Regions from separate parts of the Homo sapiens genome. Here regions 2 and 3 are each linked to region 1. A link is an interaction called in ENCODE POLR2A ChIA-PET data of the cell type or tissue named here. Cell type or tissue: MCF 10A. All regions are shown on one strand.

Region 1 (8,000 bases):
GGCCTCCCAGAGCAGAACAGCTAGCTGTGAGTGACCCCGGCACTGACTCCGCGCTGCAGCCCTGGACTTTGTGAAAATGGGTCATCTTCCAGGCCCTACATCCCTGGGCTGACTCAGAAGCACGGCGGGGAGTGCAGCGGCTTCACAGAAAGTTCTGCTTTGGAAACTGTTCTCCTCTAGGCTGTTGAATGAAAAGGCTGTTAATCGTTATTTGGATTCCGATTGAAACTGGACCTTTTGTCTCTAACTATGGACCAGTTACAGTTCCAGACAAAGAGACCTTTTATTTAGCCTGGAATTCCTCTGCCTTTGGAAGCCTGTGACTGACAAGTGATGGCAAAGTGCATCTGCCTTTGAATGCTTTGGGTTCTGCTAAACTCATTAATGCATCAGATAAAATAGTTCACATTCCAGCCAAAGCTGCCCTCTTCCTCTCCTTCACCCAGGACTCAGAGAAAAGAACACATTTGCATTTGTCCCTGTAAAAGGCACGTACACAAGCAGCCAGTATAGAGGTAGTGTCATTGGTGCCTTTAAACATTGTATTGCTCTAGTTTTCCTACAAAGACAGTTAGGGAGGACTGTAGACCTGGAACATGATTCTCAGAAATGCATGTGAAAAACACATTCGAATTTGGGAGATTTTTTTGGAGATAGTGTGGAACAGTGGAAAAAGCAGATCAGCTCTGTGACTTTGGGCAAGTTACTTTACCTCTCTGAGCCTCAGTTCCCTCTTCTGAAACAAACAAACCAAAAAACATTATCATCTCCCTCATGTAGATCACTGCTGAGGAATAAATGCTTGCGAGTTTGTGAGCATCAAACTCTGTGCCTAGTCCAAGTAGGTGATCAGTAAATGTCAATTCTCTTATTCCATCTAGGAAGCCCCATGCCAAAAAGAAAGAGGGGCATTTGAGGGAAAAAAAAAAGCAGCTTATTATTTTGAAAGTGAATCTTTGCCATGTTGAGAACAGCCTGCTCTGTACAAGCAGGGAGAGCGGGGCCTTGCCAGCTTGGGAAATGCTGTCTACATGAGGAGGAAGAACCTCCTTGTACCCTGGTCATTTGGTTAACTGTGGTTTCAAGAAATACTTGGTATGTACTAAGTAATTGTTAAGTTTCCCCCACTGACTTGGGACTAAATGTTCCTTCTTCTAAGTTTTATTTTTTAGTACTGGTAGTTTCAGTAGGGGTTTCCCTCTTCTGGTCTTACTCATTATTTTAATTATTTGTTCTTTCATTTATTCACTCAAAAGCATTCTCTGTGCACACCAGTGTGCCAAGCCCTGAGGTTGGCACAGGGATGCTAAGAAGAACAGTAATGTCCAGCCAAGAGGTTCTTTATAAAACACAGAAAAAGTGCCCTTGGTCTTATGACCAATATCCAGAGTGAGTAGAGTGGGGACCCAGAGGACAAAATGTGTCGGTGTCAGTCAGGTCCAGGCAGGGAACAGATACACACTCCAGTTAGGTTAACCGGAGGGAAGTTGAATAGTCAGTGTACAGAGCTGTGGGCAGGGTGCTGGAAGCCCAGACAACCAAGAAGTACCTTGGGATACTAACAGTGTTTCCACCCCTGGGCTCACAAGGGTGAGGGTAGGGAGCAGGCAATCTGAGCCTGGTGGGATGTGTGAAGAGGGCAGCCCAGCAGAAGCTTAGCCAAGGATGAAACCAGAGGGCAGGGGCCCACAGCTGTGATCCCCACTGGCCAGTCTCCCAGGCTCAGAGTAGGTGGAGGGAGGAAGGGAAGAGGTGGGATTGGTCTTAGAGGCAAATGGAAGCAGTGGATTGATTTCACCCTGGGTAACAGGTGTGAGGAGAGACTTCAGAAGTAAGGTAAACTTTAAGAATAACAACTAATGCTAATTTAGTGCTTTCTCTAAGCCAAGCACCATTTTAAGAGCCTTATTATAATAGCAGTTTTAATTCTCACAGCAACTCTATGAGATAGGCGGAATTTTAACCCCATTTTTCAGATGAGAAAGCTGAGGCACGGAAAGATTAGGTATCTTGCCTAGGATCACACAGCTAAGTCAGTGGGGAAGCCAGGATTCAAACCCTGGCAGTCTGGGTTCAGAGCACTTTGGGCAGCAACTTGAGAGCTGATAGGGGATTCACCAGGTTCACTCACATCTCTGGTTCGCAAGGGGAGGGGCCTGTGAGTAGTTCCTCCCTGCTCACAACTCAGGGAGCTTTTGGCAGGGTAGGAAGGCCCGGGAAGTGAATGGTGTTTGGAGGCACTGTCTTCAAAAACGTCCCAGGTCCATAGAGAAGGCTTGATGGTCATAGTCGCACACCCATCTGTATCATTCCTAGGATTCTTCAACGGCTTGCAGTGCTCTCTCCTGCTGGTGTCAGCACAGCCCTGTAGTGTGGCCTGGCATCTGTCCTTCCCCTCTGGATGGTTGATGGGAACCTTTATTGTCCCTTCCCCACTTATCCAGTTTTTAGTCCAGGTCTAGTACATGCATAGAGGCTTCACTTGCCATCTACCTGAATTCTAACAGTAGCAGCCATCATTTCTCCAGGGCTTACTGTAGGCCAGGAAATATGCTAAGCACCAAGTGTGTGCCCTCTCATTAAGCCTCACAACACACCTGTGTGGTACATCTTATCATCATCCCCATTTTACATTTGGGATGATCCCCATTTGCATTTGGGAACCAAGGCTTAAAGAGTGTAAGTGACTTACTGGACACAGAGCTAGTGGAACCAGGAAATAAACTCAGGTCTGAGCTTCTCCCAGCATTCCCACCCCACCTGACACCATGTTGGCAATGTCTTAAGTCCTGGCCCAGTTGAGAGCTGGTATTCCTAAATTCTCTGGGGTGTCTGTGGGAATTTACTCCCCTGCCCTTTTTCTCTGGGTAGCTGGAGGAAAGAATTGAGTGGGGAAGTAATGGGATGTAGAGAGAGTGTCTTCTCAGACAAGATAGGAAAAGAAATCTAGGCTTTGGGAAAATAACTCTTATGGCTTGAGTAGAAGACAGTTTTTACACCACAAGTTTACCTCTGTAAAGTTTGCTGCCATCTCCCGATTAGCAGACTAATCTATACATTATAGACCTAAGAATCCTAAATTATTTCTGTTAATCTTAAACCTACCATGAACCCTCAACCTCTGGGCATTGGCATATGGAGGGCTCCTCCCTGCCTGGTGGACTCCTGCTCACCCTTCAGATGCCTGTTTAAGCCTCATCTCCACCGTAATCTGTGATGACCGCTACCCCAGAAATGTAAGTGACTCATCATTCAGTCACTTACCATGTGCTAGATACTGGTCTAAATGCCAGGGATTCCGCAGTAGTCAAAACAGAGTCCCTACCCTCAAGTAGCTTAAGTTTTTGGAGGGGAGACAGACATTAAACAAGATAAGTAAGTAAAATACAATGTTGGAAGGTGGGATGAAGCAGTTAAGGGGGTAAGGAGTGTTGAGGGAAGTTGTAATTTTAAATCTGATGGCCAGGGAAAGCTCAGTAGGAAGGTGATGTTTGCGGAAACACTTGAAGGATGGGCCGGCAATTAGCATGTGGGCATCTAGGAGGAAGTGTTCCAGACAGGGAACAGCATGGGTAAGGGCCCCGAGGCACACTCAGGAAGCAGCAAGGAGGCCAGGACTACGTGGCTGGAAGGAGAAGAGGAGGATATCAGAGAGGGAGAAGTGGGGCCAGATCTGGGAGGGAGAGCCCCTTGTCAGCCACTGTAAGGGCTGTGGCATGCACCCTGAGAGAGGGGAGAAGCCCCTGGAGGGATGAATCACACCCTCTCTTGCTATCTCCTTTCCCTTAGCACATCTCAGTTAGAGAACCAACCCCCTCCGTAGCCTTCATCTCTCTCATCCATTTCCCTCTGAAACCTGAATAGCAGGGCACAGTCCGATTCATCTCAGTATTCCCTCGGCCAGCAGAGCGCTTAATAAACATCAGTGGATCTGAACTTGAATCAAATGGCAGGTAGCAGCTTGCAGAAGCCTGAAAAACCTGGGCACTGAGGTCTCGTGAGTTGATATATATGGTGTTGGTTCCCTTGGGCTCTTGGCTACTGCACCAGCAGGCACAGGCAGTGAAATCTTTTAGAACCAAATAATCCCAAGGAATAAAGAAGGGAGGACTGCAGGGAGTCGGGCGGGGGGCCTGCTGCTGCCCTGATGTCAGGTGTTTTTGCCACTGCGGCTGCTTGTTGGCTCCTCACACTCCCCTGGCTCTGCTCCCTAACCAAGGTGTGGCCTTGTCCTGCGCAGGCATGCCTGTGGTCCTGTCGCAAGAGGTGGAGTCCGTTCTTGTGGGTGCTGCTGTTCTGGGTGCCTGTGCCTCAGGGGATTTCGCTTCTGTACAGGTATGTGAAGACCAGGGGGTGGGCTGTGGCTCCTCCCCTGTCTGAGGCCATCCTTCCTCTTGACAGCAGCTCGCATTTTACAAAATACACACAGGATATAATTAAGAAATGATAGGTTCCAGCCAGGGAAAGCACAAACACTTCTAGCCTCAGACATATTTATTGCAGTTTTCATTTGACTTGGCCTCGGTTCGTGTTGGTCGTTCTGTTTTTCAGTTGTTTTTTTTCTTTCTTCTTTAAAATACCTTTTAAATTATTCCTTTTAAATTTCCCCTTGACCACTTTTCTTTGAGCACATGAAACAGGTAAGGCTCAAAACTTCAGTGTTTCATGTGTATTTCAGATTTTTATTTGCTTATGTCAACCTCACCATTTTCTAAATACCTTGAAGGCCTCTATCAACAAGAGACACAAATGAAACTGTCAGTATGAAATAAAAAAGGAATTAAAAGGGAAAATAAGGAACAAAGATATAGGAAGAAGGAAACAATTTGGTGGCTGTGATTAAACACATAATTTGGCTCAGAGCTTCCTGGCAGGCAAGACAAAAAAGAACACATGATAAATTGCATAATTCTTACTTTCAAAAAGAGGAAACATACTAGTTTCTGGTGAGAGGGAAAACTTTTCCTCCCACCAAATTGCGAAAGACCTTGCACACATGGGGCTTTGTGGAGAGGTTTTGAGTGCTAAAATAATACAAGGTAAACAATGAATGTGGTATGGAAGCTAAGAGCATACAGGCTCTGGCATTAGACCACCTGGGCTCAAATCCTAGCTTGATTACCTACCAGCTCTTGTGGCCTAAACAGTCTTCTCTGTACTTCCACTCCTTTATCTGTAATAGTAATTGACAGCGCATCGTGAGTTCTGTGTGTCAAGCATGCTCATTTAGTCCCTGCAATAGCTCTATTATCCCCATTTTATAGTTGAGGAACCTGAGGCATAAAGAAGTTAAATAACTTGGCCTAAATGAAACAGCTAGTAAATGCCAGAATCAAGAAGTCTGGCTCCCACTTCTCAACTGAACGTTCAAGAGATATTTGTTCAGCAAAGCAGCAGAGTCCAAATGACTTGCCCATGGTCTCAAGCTTAGGACTACAAGCCAGGTATCTAGTAGCTCAGTAATTAGAGCTTTGTTTATTGTGAACCTCTTATGTTCCAGACACTATGCTAGGTGCTTTTTGTATAATCTTCCTAATACCTATAACAATGCTTCATGAGCCACAGAGATTGGGCCATAGAGATCCAAAATTTAAGGGTACACTATTGGGAACAGACAGATGTAAAAGTGTGATGCTGTTTGTACTGCATTTTGGAAAATGTGGTACACTACACACTATCCAAGCCTCTGAAACTAATGACTGTGAAATCTCCCTCACAAGGAATTAAATCCACTCATGAATTCTTGTGGATTCTGAGTGAGTCTTTAAACAAAGGTGGTATAGTTCAGTTCTCGACTTTTTCTGGATAGTCTCGTCCTTTCTCAAAAATAGCACATGGAGATATTTGTTGTTGAAATATCAATGAATTGTCAATTATTATTTTAGTGTATCAGCTGACGGAGATGTTCTCACAATTAAATATCTTGCCCTTCCTGCGGCAAATTATAATAGTTAAAACAGGGGGGATGCTTACTAAGGTTCTGCAGAGGTTACCCTGTGTTGTGAACTGAATATTTGTATTCCTGCAAAATTTGCCCTGACCCTCAATGTGATGGTATATGGAGGTGGGTCTTTGGGAGCTAATTAGGGTTAGATGAAATCATGAGGGCAGGAGCCTAGTCTGATGGGTTATGATGGTCTGATGGGCCCTTATACAAAGACACCAGAGAGCTGGCTTGTTCTCTCTGCCATGTGAGGACACAGCAAGAAGTCCATTTCTATAGGCCAAAAGAGGGCTCCCACGAGACCCTGACATTGCTGGCACCCTGATCTCAGACTTTGAGCCTCCAGAACTGTGAGAACATAGATTTCTGTTGTTTACCCAGTCTATGGCATTTTGTTATAGTAGCCTGAGATAAGACACCTCATTTAATCTTGACAGTCATCCTGCTTGCAGGATGCGTGTTTTTATCCTTCTGTGATAGGAAGCCAAGCTTCAGAGATGTTTTAAGTAATTTGTCCAAGGCTACACAGAAAGGGCAGAAGCAGAATTGAAATGAAGGTCTCTCTGGGTCTATATCTTATCCTGTCATTCTTTTTCTAATTTGTTCGATTTGTTTTTTCTTTAAAAATATTTTCTGGCTTCTTAAGTGTTCAGTGGTGTATTTTCTGAAAAGAAATGCCATAGGTCACAAATCAGGAGATAGTCTGTAGCTCAAACAGAGAATAGCCTTTCAAGATGAGGCTGCTATACTAGATACATCATACCATGACTCATGGCTTCATTGATATCTTATTCAAAACTGGGATCTCCAGCTCCAAAGGAATTCCACTCACATCTTCCCCTAATGGGAAACTGAGCTTAATTCCACACTGACATCTTGACTACATGAGATTTGCTGTTAGTCTTCTGTAACAGAATCTAAGATATAGTAGATCAGATTTGGAACTGATGACTTGAGTAGCAGCTGCAAGGCTCACAGCATTGTAAAGACAAGCTCATGTCTCCTATTCAACCCAAGGATGTGTGTGCCTGTCCTGATCGTTTTCAGGAGACACAATCTAGTAAAGGGAGCCACCAGCTGAGAGAGTCCTGAGGTCTTATCTGTCATCACTTACCTGACAGACTCCCCATAGTCTGGAGCTCTGTGCTTGCTTTACTGTCCTCAGACGATGTCACTTGTTCTCTCTGGGTGCTTGTTTTATTTGTCTGTTTTATGTATTTTTTTTAATGTTTAAATAAGAATTGCCACCCATATGGGACTATCGAGATAAAGAGCCTTTGAAAGTTCCAGTGACCTCTCAGGTGTAATCAATATCATTAGAATGATAAAATATTTGGAACTGCTTTGGAAATGAAAATGCATGTAGACTTGGCGTCATTTGCTCCCCTCCAAAGAAGAGGGGCCAACCTTTGTGCCCCAGGTCTGAGGACCAGCTTCAGATTCTGGCAAGGTGAGGCAAAATTGAATTGCTTTCTTTCTGTGATTCATATTTTCAACCTGAACTTCAACACAGTCTTTTCTTTGAACTTCAGGGACCCTGGCTTGGTTTGCAGGGTACCTGCCTTCCCCTCCTTAAGAAAGTTGAGCAATTCCTGCCAGCACCTCAACTATTCCAGCAAGTCAGATGTTTTATCTTCTCATGGACCACACATCTGGTGGTTAGATGGAGGATTTCACTTCTTATCTAGATAGGCCAATTTTGGTAGACTCAACCAGAGTCACCTCCTTCAGATGCTGGGAAGGCTGGGAAGAATCCAGAGGACCCAGACAGTAGAGGTAGGAAAAACTTTTATGTGCTTGAGGAGACAGGGTTTTCATAGGCCCCTGAATGGATGATTTTCAGCCGGGGGTAGAGTCCTATACCTTTCTTGGGTGATACCAATGGATCCACAGCTGTAGATTTTACTTGTAGCTTTTGTAGACTCTGTGTATCTCAATTCTGGGAGAATTTTATCAGGGGAAGGGAGACTGGATGGAATATTCTGGTGGGCCCTTAATGAAAGATTGGCCAACAACAAGATCTATTGATATTGCAAATTTTGAAACATGCTGACAA
Region 2 (8,000 bases), 300 kb before region 1:
ATGCACCCAATACAGGAACACCCAGATTCATAAAGCAAGTCCTTAGAGAACTACAAAGAGACTTAGACTCCCACACATTAATAATGGGAGACTTTAACACCCCACTGTCAACATTAGACAGATCAACGAGACAGAAAGTCAACAAGGATACCCAGGAATTGAACTCAGCTCTGCAACAAGCAGACCTAATAGACATCCACAGAACTCTCCACCCCAAATCAACAGAATATACATTTTTTTTCAGCACCGCACCACACCTATTCCAAAATTGACCACATGGTTGGAAGTAAGGCTCTCCTCAGCAAATGTAAAAGAACAGAAATTATAACAAACTGTCTCTCAGACCACAGTGCAATCAAACTAGAACTCAGGATTAAGAAACTCACTCAAAACTGCTCAACTACATGGAAACTGAACAACCTGCTCCTGAATGACTACTGGGTACATAACGAAATGAAGGCAGAAATAAAGATGTTCTTTGAAACCAATGAGAACACAGACACAACATACCAGAATCTCTGGGACACGTTCAAAGCAGTGTGTAGAGGGAAATTTATAGCACTAAATGCCCACAAGAGAAAGCAGGAAAGATCCAAAATTGACACCCTAACATCACAATTAAAAGAACTAGAAAAGCAAGAGCAAACACATTCAAAAGCTAGCAGAAGGCGAGAAATAACTAAGATCAGAGCAGAACTGAAGGCGATAAATCGAGACACAAAAAACCCTTCAAAAAGTTAATGAATCCAGGAGCTGGTTTTTTGAAAGGATCAACAAAATTGATAGACCGTTAGCAAGACTAATAAAGAAAAAAAGAAGAATCAAATAGACGCAATTAAAAATGATAAAGGGAATATCACCACCGATCCCACAGAAATACAAACTACCATCAGAGAATACTACAAACACCTCTACGCAAATAAACTAGAAAATCTAGAAGAAATGGATAAATTACTTGACACATACACTCTCCCAAGACTAAACCAGGAAGAAGTTGAATCTCTGAATAGACTAATAACAGGCTCTGAAATTGTGGCAATAATTAATAGCTTACCAACCAAAAAGAGTCCAGGACCAGATGGATTCACAGCCGAATTCTACCAGAGGTACAAGGAGGAGCTGGTACCATTCCTTCTGAAACTATTCCAATCAATAGAAAAAGAGGGAATCCTCCCTAACTCATTTTATGAGGCCAGTATCATCCTGATACCAAAGCCTGGCAGAGACACAATTAAAAAAGAGAATTTTAGACCAATATCCTTGATGAACATTGATGCAAAAATCCTCAATAAAATACTGGCAAACTGAATCCAGCACCACATCAAAAAGCTTATCCACCATGATCAAGTGGCCGTCATCCCTGGGATGTAAGGCTGGTCCAATATACGCAAATCAATAAATGTAATCCAGCATATAAACAGAACCAAAGACAAAAACCACATGATTATCTCAATAGATGCAGAAAAGGCCTTTGACAAAATTCAACAACCCTTCATGCTAAAAACTCTCAATAAATTAGGTATTGATGGGACATATCTCAAAATAATAAGAGCTATCTATGACAAACCCACAGCTAATATCACACTGAATGGGCAAAAACTGGAAGCATTCCATTTGAAAACTGGCACAAGACAGGGATGCCCTCTCTCACCACTCCCATTCAACATAGTGTTGGAAGTTCTGGCCAGGGCAATTAGGCAGGAGAAGGAAAGAATGGGTATTCAATTAGGAAAAGAGGAAGTCAAATTGTCCCTGTTTGCAGACGACATGATTGTGTATCTAGAAAACCCCATTGTCTCAGCCCAAAATCCCCTTAAGCTGATAAGCAACTTCAGCAAAGTCTCAGGATACAAAATCAATGTACAAAAATCACAAGCATTCTTATACACCAATAACAGACAAACAGCCAAATCATGAGTGAACTCCCATTCACAATTGCTTCAAAGAGAATAAAATACCTAGGAATCCAGCTTACAAGGGACATGAAGGACCTCTTCAAGGAGAACTACAAACCACTGCTCAAGGAAATTAAAGAGGATATAAACAAATGGAAGAACATTCCATGCTCATGGATAGGAAGAATCAATATCGTGAAAATGGCCATACTGCCCAAGGTAATTTATAGATTCAGTGCCATCCCCATCAAGCTACCAATGACTTTCTTCACAGAATTGGAAAAAACTACTTTAAAGTTCATATGGAACCAAAAAAGAGCCCGCATCCCCAAGTCAATCCTAAGCCAAAAGAACAAAGCTGGAGGCATCACGCTACCTGACTTCAAACTATACTACAAGTCTACAGTAACCAAAACAGCATGGTACTGGTACCAAAACAGAGATATAGATCAATGGAACAGAACAGAGCCCTCAGAAATAACGCCGCATATCTACAACTATCTGATCTTTGACAAACCTGAGAAAAACAAGCAATGGGGAAAGGATTCCCTATTTAATAAATGGTGCTGGGAAAACTGGCTAGCCAGGAGAAAGCTGAAACTGGATCCCTTCCTTACACCCTATACAAAAATTAATTCAAGATGGATTAAAGACTTAAACGTTAGACCTAAAACCATAAAAACCCTAGAAGAAACCCAGGCAATACCATTCAGGACATAGGCATGGGCAAGGACTTCATGTCTAAAACACCAAAAGCAATGGCAACAAAAGCCAGAATTGACAAATGGGATCTCATTAAACTAAAGAGCTTCTGCACAGCAAAAGAAACTACCATCAGAGTGAACAGGCAACCCACAAAATGGCAGAAAATTTTCACAACCTACTCATCTGACAAAGGGCTAATATCCAGAATCTACAATGAACTCAAACAAATTTACAAGAAAAAAACAAGCAACCCCATCAAAAAGTGGGTGCAGGACATGAACAGACACTTCTCAAAAGAAGACATTTATGCAGCCAGAAACCACATGAAAAAATGCTCACCATCACTGGCCATCAGAGAAATGCAAATCAAAACCACAATGAGATATCATCTCACACCAGTTAGAATGGTGATCTTTAAAAAGTCAGGAAACAACAGGTGCTGGAGAGGATGTGGAGAAATAGGAACACTTTTACACTGTTGTTGGGACTGTAAACTAGTTGAACCATTGTGGAAGTCAGTGTGGCGATTCCTCAGGGATCTAGAACTAGAAATACCATTTGACCCAGCCATCCCATTACTGGGTATATACCCAAAGGACTATAAATCATGCTGCTATAAAGACACATGCACACGTATGTTTATTGCGGCACTGTTCACAATAGGAAAGACTTGGAACCAACCCAAATGTCCAACAATGATAGACTGGATTAAGAAAATGTGGCACATATACACCATGGAATACTATGCAGCCATAAAAATGTTGAGTTCACATCATGTCCTTTGTAGGGGCATGGATGAAATTGGAAATCATCATTCTCAGTAAACTATCGCAAGAACAAAAAACCAAACACCGCATATTCTCACTCATAGGTGGGAATTGAACAATGGGAACACATGGTCACAGGAAGGGGAACATCACACTCTGGGGACTGTTGTGGGGTGGGGGGAGGGGGGAGGGGGGAGGGATAGCATTGTGAGATATACCTAATGCTAGATGACGAGTTAGTGGGTGCAGCGCACCAGCATGTCACATGTATACACAGGTAACTAACCTGCACATTGTGCACATGTACCCTAAAACTTAAAGTATAATAATAATAAAAAAAAATCCACCTAGTTTTCATCAAAAAAAAAAAAAATGGCAGGGTGTGGTGGCATGCACCTGTGTTCCCAGCTACTCGGGAGGCTGAGGCAGGAGAATCTCTTGAACCCGGGGTGCAGAGGTTGCAGTGAGCTGAGATCGCACCACTACACTCCAGCCTGGCGATAGAGTGAGACTCCATCTCAAAAAAGAAAAAAAAAAAAAAAAAAGAAACAAACAAAAAAAAACTGCATGGGATCCTCACAGATGCCTGCTGGCATCTCAAGGTAAGGGATCAGGCTTCTGGAGACATTTCCTCTCATTCAGTCCTTATTCCTCTTTGCTGGCCTATCTCCAGACTTTTCTTTTGTAGAGAAAGCAGGGAATATTGCTATCTTCCCTTCTGAGACCATGTGCATACTTAAGAGTACCTCAGACTTCCCACAACATGTTATTTCTAGTTGCTCATCCCACAAATATTTGTTGAATTACTAGACAAACTGCTCAGCTTCATCTTCCAGTTCCTGTTATGTGAGGAGTACTTCAGAGGTTATAGAGGGCTTCCACATGTGTTATCTCCTTAGAGAGGAGAGGTTGGACTGGGATCTCCAGCTTTGATTGGTGACGGTTAGTGTGGTCTCAAAAAGAAAGAACGCAGGGACTCCTTGCTCCTCCTATTCCCAGTGTCTCTTTTTGGCAAAAGGCTTGAGTTCTTTGTGACATTCTACTTGGGTTCTGTTGTCCCACAGTGGCTGGCTGTGTGGCTACAGGCTAAAAGCTGTCGTTATATAATGTCTTTAATGACCACACACAAGATCTAAAGTAGTTTTTTTTTTTTTTTTTTTTTGCCTGAATTTAAGAAGATTGTTGTGCTTTGGCTTGAAGCACTGGTTGTTGCTGCGGTGGTTTGGCGGTTCATATCTGGTCACTGGCCTTTGATTTCTGGAACCTTTAGAAAGAGGCTGCCTTTTCTCCTCTCCCTGACCACTGATTGCTGAAACCACAAGACATATGGAAATAGATTTCAGGGACTAGCCAAAAGCCATTCTGGTAGTTTGATTCACATCGTCTCAAAGGCTACCATTTTCTGACTGTGGCTTGTTAGATCCTATACAGAGATACTACTAGTTCTTAGCTGTGTTAGGAATATTTAGTATCTTTAAGTTTTGCTTGATTTAACATTAACATCTTAGAATGGGCGTTCAAAGAGAAGTTTAGGGCAGGTCCCTTTCTAGACACAAGCTTTCACCTAGATGTTTAGGAAGTTAAAACAACAACAGTAACAGAGAATCAGCTTGATACTTTGCCTTTTAGATCTGAACTCTTTTGATATTGTTTTGATAGGGCCAGCACTTGGGATAGTACCGTTTATCTGCTGTAAATAGATGTTGGTGTTTATATAGTAGTGTTAGGGAAGCACTATGTAGGAGGAACTCACAGAATTCTGATAAAGGCCAGTTGTATATAAAATAGATATAATAATACCCAGGACTTTTGTGTTGCTCTAAGGAGATAACACATGTGGAAGCCCTTTATAAACTGAAGCACCCCTCACATAAGAGGAATTGGAAGGTGAAGCTGAGCAGTTTGTCTAGTAATTCAACAAATATTTATTGAGTTCCTACTGTGTGTTACCCTGCGGCAGGTACTGAAATATGCCTCTTTTGGAACTTCTGCATTGTTGCCTTTAGGTTCCCAGAGATACTCCTATGCTTATAATTCCTTTTATAGCTTTTTGGAGAGGGAGTAATAGAAACCAGGACATGGAAAGTTATCTGGATGGTAGGAAACCTTTCTTGCTAGTTCCTCTGTCTTCTTTACTATTCTGTTTTTGAAATTCTACCTCTTCAGGTGTTTGACAGAAAATGGCCACTTCATGCTTTTCAAGTTTATCTCACCTCCAGTTCCATTCATAGGCAGAAGTGAAATGGTTCCATTTGGGTCCTGATTCTAAGTTCTTGGGAGAAGAAATCTGGTTGGTACAACTAGGTCACATGCCTAAACCTGGTCCAACCAAGTGCTTGTAGTAAGGGGATGAGAGTTAAGTAGTTTCTGCTTGGCAGCTGAGGGTCCTCTCAGTTGGGGTGGAGAAGAGGAGACAATCATCCAATGTCATGGTGAACATGACTGACAAGATCCTTGACCTCACAGAGCTTATAGTCAGTCTGTCAGGAAAGAAAGACTTTTGTATTAGTCTGGTCTTACACTGCTAATAAAAACATACCCGAGACTGGGTAATTTATAAAGGAAAGAGATTTAATTGACTCACAGTTCAGCATGGCTGGGGAGGCCTCAGGAAACTTACAATCATGGTGGAAGGAGAAGCAAACACATCCTTCTGTATTTGGTGGCAGGAGAGAGAAGTGCAGAGTGAAAGCAGGGGAAGCCCCTTATAAAACCATGAGATCTTGTGAGAACTCACTCGCTATCATGAGAACAGCATGGAGGTAACCACTCCCATGATTCAATTACCTCCTACAGGGTACCTCCTATGACACTTGGGGATTATGGGAACTACGATTCAAGATGAGATTTGAGTGAAGACACAGCCAAACCATATCAACATTACACAAATGATTGTGGGGGTGGTATGGGTTGTATGACAACTAGACCTAAACTAACAATATGACTTACCGGCTTTGATTTCCAGGAGATCCTGGAAACCCCCTCAAGGAATGGTGGTGTGTAGGGTTAACCAAATGAGGAAGGGGATGATGTTGATCCTGGGAGGGCACAGGGTGGTGGGTGAGGAATGAATGTTTTAGGCAGAAGTGGCAAAGTAAAGAAAATGCCCAGCAGTAAGAAAAAGCCTGGCCATTTTGCAATACAGAGAACCAAATCTTTAAAATGTACAATGGCTTGCTTATGTGGCCATTCTCTTTGACTTAGACTGGAAGTTCTTTGAGGGCAGGGACTATCATCTTTTTTCTATTGCCTTTGTAACCAGTTGGCATGTGGAGAATTTTATATGGCAGGGGACATTTAGTTTCATTGGGCAGTTTCTGAGTACAGCTTCTTTCCAGCTTATATCTGCTCTGAAATCTTATATGTCCATCACCATTCACTGGGAAAATGGATTGCATACCTTACAGACTGTGCTTTTGATATGGTTTGGCTGTGTCCCCACCCAAATTTCATCTTCAATTGTAGCTCCCATAATTCTCTCATGTTGTGGGAGGGACCTGGTGGGAGATAATTGAATCATGAGGGCAGTTTTCCCCATGCTGTTCTCGTGGTAGTGAGTAAGTCTCACAAGATCTGATGGTTTTATAAGAGGTTTTCCCTTTCTCTGGGCTCTCATTTCTCTCTGTGGTCTGCTGCCACGATTGTGAGGCCTCCCCAGCCACGCGAAACTGTGAGTCCATTAAACCTATTTTTCTTTAAAATTACCCAGTCTCGGGTATGTCTTTATCAGCAGTGTGAAAATGGACTAACACAGCTTTCTATCCTTCCAGGTTGGCAAAGAGGGTTTTAAGGGAAATTACGATCATTTTTGGAAGGATCAAGCATTGTCAGTTTTTCTTTCCTGTATAAGTACTGCTTTTATATTATTCCTACCCCCACCAAGCTCCTGAACAGATGTTTCAATGGGCATTGTTGGCTATGCTTTTGTTTTGAAAAATTTGAAACATTATTGAAAGAGGAGATGGTAGAAAAACCCCCTAATTGATTCTAATATATATTTAATTTGGCAGAACTTGAGAGAGATTTGCTGGGATAAGGCGGGACATTTCTTTGATCTCCCGGACTTCTTATCGTGGAAGGCAACAGGTGTCACAGCACGGTATGTTAATTACAAGTTGGATTGTGTTTGCGTTCTTCCATTCTTGGATGTCTGTCTATATATTGCTTTCTTAACTCTCTTTGACTGGATATACTTTTGGTACATCTGCATGTGATTTTGCATACATGAAACATCTTGAATCTATCTTCGACCTCCACTGCACATGCCCAAACACTGTTGTTCCTAAGAGCCCTGGAATGTGAGTATCCAAGGTGAAGACCATTCATTAAAATTGGTCATATTTGAAGGAGATATGAAAAATCCAGAGTGAAATGTGGATTTTTCCAAAGGCACTTTTTACATGATGAATAAAAGGAAAAAATAAACACACACACACACACACACACACACACACAGAGTCACGCATTCCTTAAGGACAGGGATACATTCAGAGAATGTGTTGTTAGGCAATTTCATTATTGTTGCAAACATCATAGAGTATACTTTCACAAATCTAGATAGTGTATTCTACTACATACCTAGGCTGTATGGTATAGCCTATTGCTGCTTGGCTACAAACCTGTAGAGCATGTT
Region 3 (8,000 bases), 230 kb before region 1:
GTTTTGCGTTTTTCTCTGGTATTTATTTATTGAAGTTCTCAGAACCTCCACAGAGCTAATTTCTGTAGCCTTTTGTGCTCCCATAAAGCTTTATATATGTACCCACATTTAAAACTTTCTTACAATACTTTTTGCATTTCCTCCATATGTCTATTTTCCCATCTACTCTCTGAGCTAATCAAGGGAGAAGACCTAGTACTCACGTCTATCTATCTGCAGTGCCATGCTGAGTGCTTGCAGAAATGTGTTTGGGAATCAGTGCATCTCTCTATGAATGGCTAGAGCATTCTAAGTGGTTTTGCTTCTAACTGTGCAGGAGGGCACAGTTTGGGCCCAATATTGGTTTGCAAATTCAAGATAAGAACCAAGAATTTGATTCTTAACTCAATTTTATGTTGACTTGAGCAGGCTGAACTGGGTTGCTTATGCCATTATTTCATTTAGTTCGGATAATGGCTATCAAATTAGCTGACAACCCATCTCAGTTCCCTGTAGTATTCTTAGCAGTGTCTTAAAGTGGGTTTTCATTTGAACATTTCTTTATTATATTTTCTTTCTCAGAAGTAGCCAAGAGATGATGATGATGTTGATGCTGGGGAAAACAATGGTAACAAGAGCAGCTGCTTTTTATTGGGTATGTGCTATGTGAATTAACCCTGCACTTAACCTTTTAATGAATTTATGAGATAATTACTACTGTTACCTTCTTAACAGATGAAGAAAATGAAGAGCAAGGAGGATATCTTACTCACTAGTGAATGATGGCTTCACCATGTCTGATCCAAACTGTACTTTGTAATGCCTTCTTCATAGCAGCACTAAAATCTAAAAGTCTGGAAGAGTCTTTAGGAGATCAGTTATTCCATTTCACATCTGGGGGCAGGATTATGCTTGAACTGAATGCCTTGGTCCACTGCCTGAAATGTATCCTCTACAACCTTTGTCCACCTGGTGAACTCCTACTCATATTTCAGGACTCACAATTCAAGCTGCTACTCCCAAGTGAAGCTTCCTTAATATTCCCAGGTAGAGTTGCCCTCTTCCTCTGTTGTTCCTCTTAAATATCTTGTATTTCACTCATGAAATTCACCAATCATGCAGAGGGTATGTTTCTAGAGGCAGTTTGTATAGTTGTGAAAGGTATGGACTCTGCAGCTAATTGTTTGGGTTCCAACTCTAGCTCTACCCGTATTAGCTAAATAATATGGTGCTCTCTTCCCCTGACAGACTGTTAATCCCTTGAGGCCAGATAATATTTACAAGAATTTCTTAAATGGCTAAGTCACAAAATTGTCATGTTTTTTACCTTAATAGCAAGTCTGAATGTATCCTCCTTCTGAAGAGCTGATGTATTGTTTCTGCTGGTTTCTGCATCTTGATCCCTGAAAGATATTGAAAACCTAATTTTAAGGCCATTTTCCTGTTTGTTTGTTTTTGTTTTTGTTTTTGTTTTTGTTTTTGTTTTCCATTTCTGTTTCCTTTCCCTCTTTTCCTGTCCTTCCTTAGAGACAGGACATCTTGAAAGGTACGAAATCTTCAGGTCTGTACTTCTACTTCACCAACTTCCTTTTAATGTTTTTACCTCTTTGTCTTGTGTGGAAAATCTTAATCTGACTCTTTCTGCTTTGTGTCAAAGGGATACTGTTCATGTTAAAATTCTCAGCTCTGAGAGGTATGTGAGTAGGCCGTTCCTTGGGTGATGGGACAGTTGACATCATATCTGAGAAGAGCATCACCATGGTGCCCTTTACTTATGGCCGTTGTCATGATGACAGTCATAGCCACCTGGAGCACAGTGGCCTGACAAAGACAGGAATAGGAAGAGGGAAATAATTCGTCCAACACTTTTGTATTTTGCACAATGGGAAAAGAGTGGCATCATTTCTAGATCCTAAACCAAAATTGATAGAAAAAGAAGACTAGAATGATAAGATCTGCTAAATATTCTCAGGGGGTTGAAGTATCAAATATCTGCAGATGGTATCACTGAGCAAAATCAAGGAGAGCAGTTTAGGATTTTTAGTATGAGGGAAATGATAATGCTTTTCAGTACTTCTTAGAGTTGTCAGTGTCTCATAAAAGATAAAGAATATTTGTTGAGTGACCACAACTTGCTGGGTACTGGGCTACACTACAGTATAGTATAGTTATTACTGAGAATTTGTAGAGATAATCCTAGCTTATCAAGGAAATATTTGTTTTATAATTTGTTCAGGTGCTTATTTATATTGAAGAATATTCTCAAGTTAAGATGATTTTTTTAGATACTCCAGAGGCCAGAATTAATCATAAAGGGCCCTAATAGCCAAAAAGAATTGAAATGCACTAGGCCAATTGGCAGACACTATTTCAGTCTGCTCTCTTTCATCCTTTGCCAGGAATTGTACATTATCTCTTTAAGGCAGAGCAGCCTTGGATGACCATATATTAATATGATAACTTGCTTTTCCTTGCTCCCCACCCCCCAACTAGTGGCTTTAGAATAGCTTTGCTATTTTTCACTTATTTCTTGGCAGTAGCACTAGATCCCAGGCTTACCGATTATGCACACTTTAGATAACTTTGGGTCAGCTCAGTACTGAACAAATGGCAAGTCAGGAATGCCATTAAGACTGAAGAATGTTGGAAGATAAGGATTATATAGACACCACTGTCCTTATACACACTGTGTTGTCCTGTAATTGGATAGGCCAAAATGAGTTGACACTGGAAGAGGTATTTTAATATTGGAGCTTATAAAATGTTTAGAAATGTTTTCCTATCTGAGTCAGACTGAGATAGGTATGTATGTTTTCTGTCTCTTCTGAGTGACACTGGGAAATAGTTATGATTGGGAATAGGCCTTGGTACCAATAACCTCATATATACACTAGGGTAGACCTTGCAGAGGAAGCTGGCACCAGGGCATGGGACCGTGAAGCAAAGGGGTTCAGAAGAACTAGAGAGTGGTCCAATAATGAGTCTTCAGATGGCCAGAGGCAAAGGCTGAGATCAAGCCTCAGGTCCAAGAAGCCAGAATCATAAGCCTGAAATAATTGAGTGAGAAACCCAACATTACTAGAATGGAGAAGAGGCTAGGGGAAAGGCAGGAGCAAACCCAAGGGCTGGGGGTCTGAAGATGTTACCATCACAAGGCAGCCCCATTTTAATGGCCTCTAGCCACAGGGTTTGCCATTAAAAACTGTAGGAGTAGACAGATGCTTGATGGAAACCCTTGACCCCGGGTCTTTGCTCCCTTAATGAAGGAATCTAAGGCAAAGTAGAGATTCTTTTTTTAACATTTAAACTTTATTTTTAATTGACAGATAATAATTGTACATATTCATGGGGTACATAGCAAAGTTTCCATACATATAATGCATAGTGATCAGATTAATTAGCATATCCATCTCAAGCCTTTTTCATTTCTTCGTGTTGGGAATGTTTAATATCCTCTTTCTAGTGATGAGAAACTGTATAATACATTATTGTTAACTGTAGTCATCTTACAGTGGTATAGAACAGGGCTCCCCAACCCCATGGGGTTCTATACCACTGTAGGATGACTAGGGTTAACAATAATGTATTATACAGGTACTGGTCTGTAGCCTGTTAGGAATCTGGCTGCACAGCATGAGGTGGGCGGTGGGCTAGTGAGCATTACCACCTGAGCATCACCTCCTGTCAGATCAGCAGTGGCATTAGCTCCTCAAAGGAACAGGAACCCTATTGTGAACTGCGCATGCAAGGGATCTAAGTTGCACGCTCCTTATGAGAATCTAATGCCTGATGATCTGAGGTGGCACAGTTTCATCCCGGAACCTTCCTCCTCGCAACCCCCACCCATGGAAAAATTGTCATCCACAAAACTGGGTCCTGGTGCCCAAAAGGCTGGGGACCGCTGGTATAAAACAGAGTTTATTTCTCCTTATCTAGTTGTAATTGTGTATCCTTTAACAGATCTCTCCCTATCTTTTTACATGTCCTTTGATACCATAAGCTCTATGGACACCCTATAATATTTCTTCATTATACTTACCCTTCATAGTAATTACTAGAGTGAGCTCTTCATGGATTTTTCTCTTTTACTAGACTCTAAGCTCCACGAAGGAAGAGATAATATCTGTGCCTGGTACATAGTAAGAGCCTAATAAATATTTTTGGAAGGAGGGAGAGAAAGAGGGAGGAGGGAAATAAATGGCTCTTTTGCTCCTTTTCTTCATGCCAGGGCAACACTCAGCTTCTGAGGTATGCACAGCAAGGATCTTGCTGAGATGGGTGTGGCCACTTGCTTGCCTCACTTCCAGCCCTGGGCACATGCAGTTCTTTCTACCTGGTGCAGTCCTCTTCCTCCCTGCTCTGGCACTTGCCTCTGCTTCCACTTCTGCTGCTGCTTCTTTTTCTAGTCTCCTGCAGCCTAATCATCCTCTTGACACATTCTTTCTTTAACCATCTGAATGCCTTCAGTATGGTTCCTGTGAGCTCTGAATGTTCTGGAAGCCATTGTTTTGTTTTGATAATTTTGAATATTTTACTCTTGCTCATTATGGATTAACTTTACAGCTGAACTCTCAAAACCAGACTTCATTTTCCCAACTTGAGAGAACATCTCATTGTTGTCCCTGTGTCCTTGCCTATGGCACACATCTCCCGAACACCCTTTTTTACCAGAACATCCTCACAGCAAACCTAAGGCAGCTAACTGCTTTCTACAGCTCTGTGTTTCTTGACCTCTTCCATCTGTTTTATTTTCATATTTTTCCTTTGTTAAAAAAAGGAGATAACAGACAAGAAAAACACGAGAAATTAAATACCTCAAAATTACTGTACATTTTCACTTGGAGTAACCAGTCTTTGTAATGTTTTGTAAATATCTTTCCCTGAGTGGGCCTGAATAAGCATGTAGTTAACAAGCATGGACTTTTAATTGATCAGGGCAGGTTTTGAACTTCTGTCCTGCTCTTTCCTAATGATACAACCTCCAATGACTTAACTTCTGAGCCTCAGTATTCTCTTCTGTGAAATGGAAATACTAATAATAGTATCCTCACAAGTTTGTTGTGATATTCAGTAACCCACATAAAATTTCTATGCATAATGCCTGGCGTATAATAGGCACTAAGTAAGCTGTCACTTGTTTTCTTTACTTTCCTGCTTTCTCTCATATTGCCTCTAATTAGTACCGTCCTTATTTTTTAGGGGACAGATCCAAATCCGTGAATCCAGGGGCTTCATCACGATCTTGGAATATTTTGGTGGCAACTTTAAGATCTTTTGTTTTCTGACTCTTAGATCTCTTTCTTTTGGTGGCATGGGAAAATTCCCTCAACTCGATTATTTATTCAGTTCTTTCATGCTCCCCATATTGTCATGGCCACGTTTGAATCATGTTATCGGCAAGTCTGACCGAAAAAGCAATTTAATATTGCCCTGTGTTGCATCATTGCATATATTATTTCAGCCTGTCACGGGCCTGTCAGCAAGTCTTGATGAAGTACAGAGCCAATAGTAACAGGCCTGAAATCTGACAGCTCTTTAACAGAAGCTGCTCCGATTGGTGCAGTGGTATTTCTTCAGAAATTAAGGCCTTCTTGGTCTCTTTGTTGATACAATTAGCAATCCAATCTGAGTCATTTTATCTCCCAATGAGCTGTATCTTCAGGGCTGGTAATTCAGTCTGTTGCATGGCTTGGAAAAACAGAGCCATCAGAGGCCTGTGATGTACCAAAGGCTGCAGCCAGGAATATCTTGGTAATTTATCCCCACTCTCAGCTCTAATTATTCTGTTCTTCACTGGCTGGTTCGATTGAGACTCTCCAGGTTCAGCCTTCCCTAAGCAGAGAACAAAAGGTTTCCCTTGAAAGTTGGGGCCTGGCAATGTCAGTACAGTGAGCTGCGTATAAATAATGCAGCAGTGCCGGCTTCATTTTTATAAAATCTTGGTGGAGAAATGCATGAGAATGATCAGGCCCCTGGAACTCAGCAGGCATGTGCTTTTGATGTGCGCCTTGCTCTGAGTAAAAGCAGGAGAATAAAAAGTTCTTGTTTGTGCTGAGGCTACTTCATGGTCTCTGGCTCGGATTTTGGTGACCCTTTCGCTTTGTTTCTGATAGAGTCTGGAGGCTCCTACCTAACTAGGAAAACTCTGATATGTATATAGAGGGAAATACCTTCAGTAACTATTTTCTGATTGAAACTAAAGATGATGAAAATAAAGATGGTGATTATAGTAGCTTTACTTATATTAGCTTTACTTACATTCCCTCATTTTAATCTTCCTAAGGTTAGAGTTATCTGGCTAGGCTATTTTCTCTATACCTTCTGCTCTCCCAATTAGCCTTATATCTTTTCTTTTTTCTGGTCAGATTCCCCAAAAATAAATATTCAGGGTGTGAACCTAGCAGCCAAAGCTCTGGGAGCTGAGTCGGGGAAAGGAGCTTGAGGGCTGGCCTGCAAAAAAGCAGATACTGAATCAGTCTCTTTTTGTCAAGATACTCTACCCTTACCTGGACCTTTTATCGCACCCTATCTAAGGGTGGATGCTATGGTTTGGCTGTGTCCCCACCCAAGTCTCACCTTGAATTGTAGCTCTGGTAATTCCCATGTGTTATGGGAGGGACCCAGTGGGAGATAATTGAATCATGGGGCTGTTTCTCCTCCTGCTGTTCTTATGGTAGTGAATAAGTCTCACAAGATCAGATGGTTTTATAAGGGGGAAACCCCTTTCACTTGGTTCTCCTCCTCTCTTGTCTGCTGCCATATAAGACGTGCCTTTTACCTTCCACCATGATGGTGTGGCCTCCCCAGCCACGTGGAACCATGAGTTTATTAAACCTCTTTTTCTTTATAAATTACCCAGTCTCAGGTATGTCTTTATCAGCAGTGTGAAAATGGACTAATACATTGGACCTTAGTACTTTTCTTCCGTAGTGTGGGAGAAGTAGTACCCTGGTTGCTAATAGTGAGGTCACATGGGATCTAATTACTTCCTAAACATACTTTTTGTACCATCTGCTGTTTTTAGCCTCATTTTTATCCTCACTTTCAGGGGTGGTGAGCACCACCACCTCCTGAACTTTTTGGGTCTCTGTAGGGTAATCATTTTGCTTCTGGGTTTTTCCTGCTGCTATTTAGGTTTTACCTTTCTCAAGTCTACCAAGAGAGTTACTACTACCATGGTTTTTGGCTTTTAGATTTTCGATGCTGTCATCTTCTATCCTGTTCTCATTGTGGGTTTTTGCCTCTTTGAAACATTCTTGTACAACCATTTTGTTGGAATTTTTAAAGGGCACAGAGTTCAACACGTGTAGTCAATCTGGCATCTTTAATCAGAAGCCTCTTTTTGTTTTTGTACTTTTTGAAATAGGAAAGAAGGTCTGCTAGAGATCTGGCATGCATTTGTGTCTTGGGCAGTAGGTGGTGGGAGGAATGTGAGGTAGGCAAAACCAGGAGAGCATTGTTGGAAGGCTCTCCTGGTTCCATTGAGGTTAATGGTCTATGCAAGGAACCCAGTGTTCTGCTTCATGCACTCCAGGAGTCTAACTTTTGTCTCTTCTCCAGCCTGCATACAGAGCAGTATCTAAAGATCTAGGCTTTATAATAGAAGCCATTAAAAAATGATTAGGAACCTGAAAGCTTCCTTCTATAACTGAGATCTGAAGGTTTTTATTCATTCACTTAATTAACATGCATTGTGCTCTCAAAATTTGCCAGAGTAGCATTGTGCTTATTCATCCATATAACTGGATGAAAAAGGCAGATATGGACCCTGCTGTGGGAGGTTGTGGCCTGACCTTATATACTGAAATTTCCAGAAGGCCAGATAGAGCATCAAGAAATAAAATAAAATAATAACATTCTTTTATGATAATGAGATAGATCCTTCAGTGCCTCCTGGTCTTCCCCACTCATACACACTCATGCCTAAAATAGTCCACGGTTCTGGACTCCTTTAGTGGGCCAGATCCTTTCATCACCATGGGCTGCTGAGACCACTGGAATTTCAGGCAAACCTATAAAAC

Evidence for each region. Peaks named below come from ENCODE experiments on the same cell type or tissue, not always from the same donor. Only the 100,000 strongest peaks of a DNase experiment are listed, where the experiment ranks them.
Region 2: POLR2A ChIA-PET joins it to region 1 with 10 read pairs; 2 of 35 experiments call an interaction of 5 or more read pairs at or near these places.
Region 3: POLR2A ChIA-PET joins it to region 1 with 14 read pairs; 4 of 35 experiments call an interaction of 5 or more read pairs at or near these places.

What each region holds. Positions count from the first base shown.
Region 1 is chr1:59,669,799-59,677,798 of GRCh38, forward strand. FGGY (FGGY carbohydrate kinase domain containing) reads left to right here. Exons shown (of 16, transcript NM_018291.5): 14 at 4,241-4,335. Among named protein-coding and RNA genes, the nearest start is that of MIR4711, 59 kb to the right of the region's middle. RefSeq lists enhancers at 1-54, 3,715-4,242. In MCF 10A, no CTCF peak of the experiment used is centred here; DNase peaks (open chromatin) are centred at 3,243, 3,633, 4,273 and 4,973.
Region 2 is chr1:59,371,372-59,379,371 of GRCh38, forward strand. It overlaps FGGY (FGGY carbohydrate kinase domain containing), which reads left to right. Exons shown (of 16, transcript NM_018291.5): 5 at 7,378-7,466. Among named protein-coding and RNA genes, the nearest start is that of FGGY, 78 kb to the left of the region's middle. In MCF 10A, no CTCF peak of the experiment used is centred here; a DNase peak (open chromatin) is centred at 4,050.
Region 3 is chr1:59,440,990-59,448,989 of GRCh38, forward strand. All of the region lies in intron 5 of FGGY (FGGY carbohydrate kinase domain containing), which reads left to right. Among named protein-coding and RNA genes, the nearest start is that of FGGY, 150 kb to the left of the region's middle. In MCF 10A, no CTCF peak of the experiment used is centred here; a DNase peak (open chromatin) is centred at 4,262.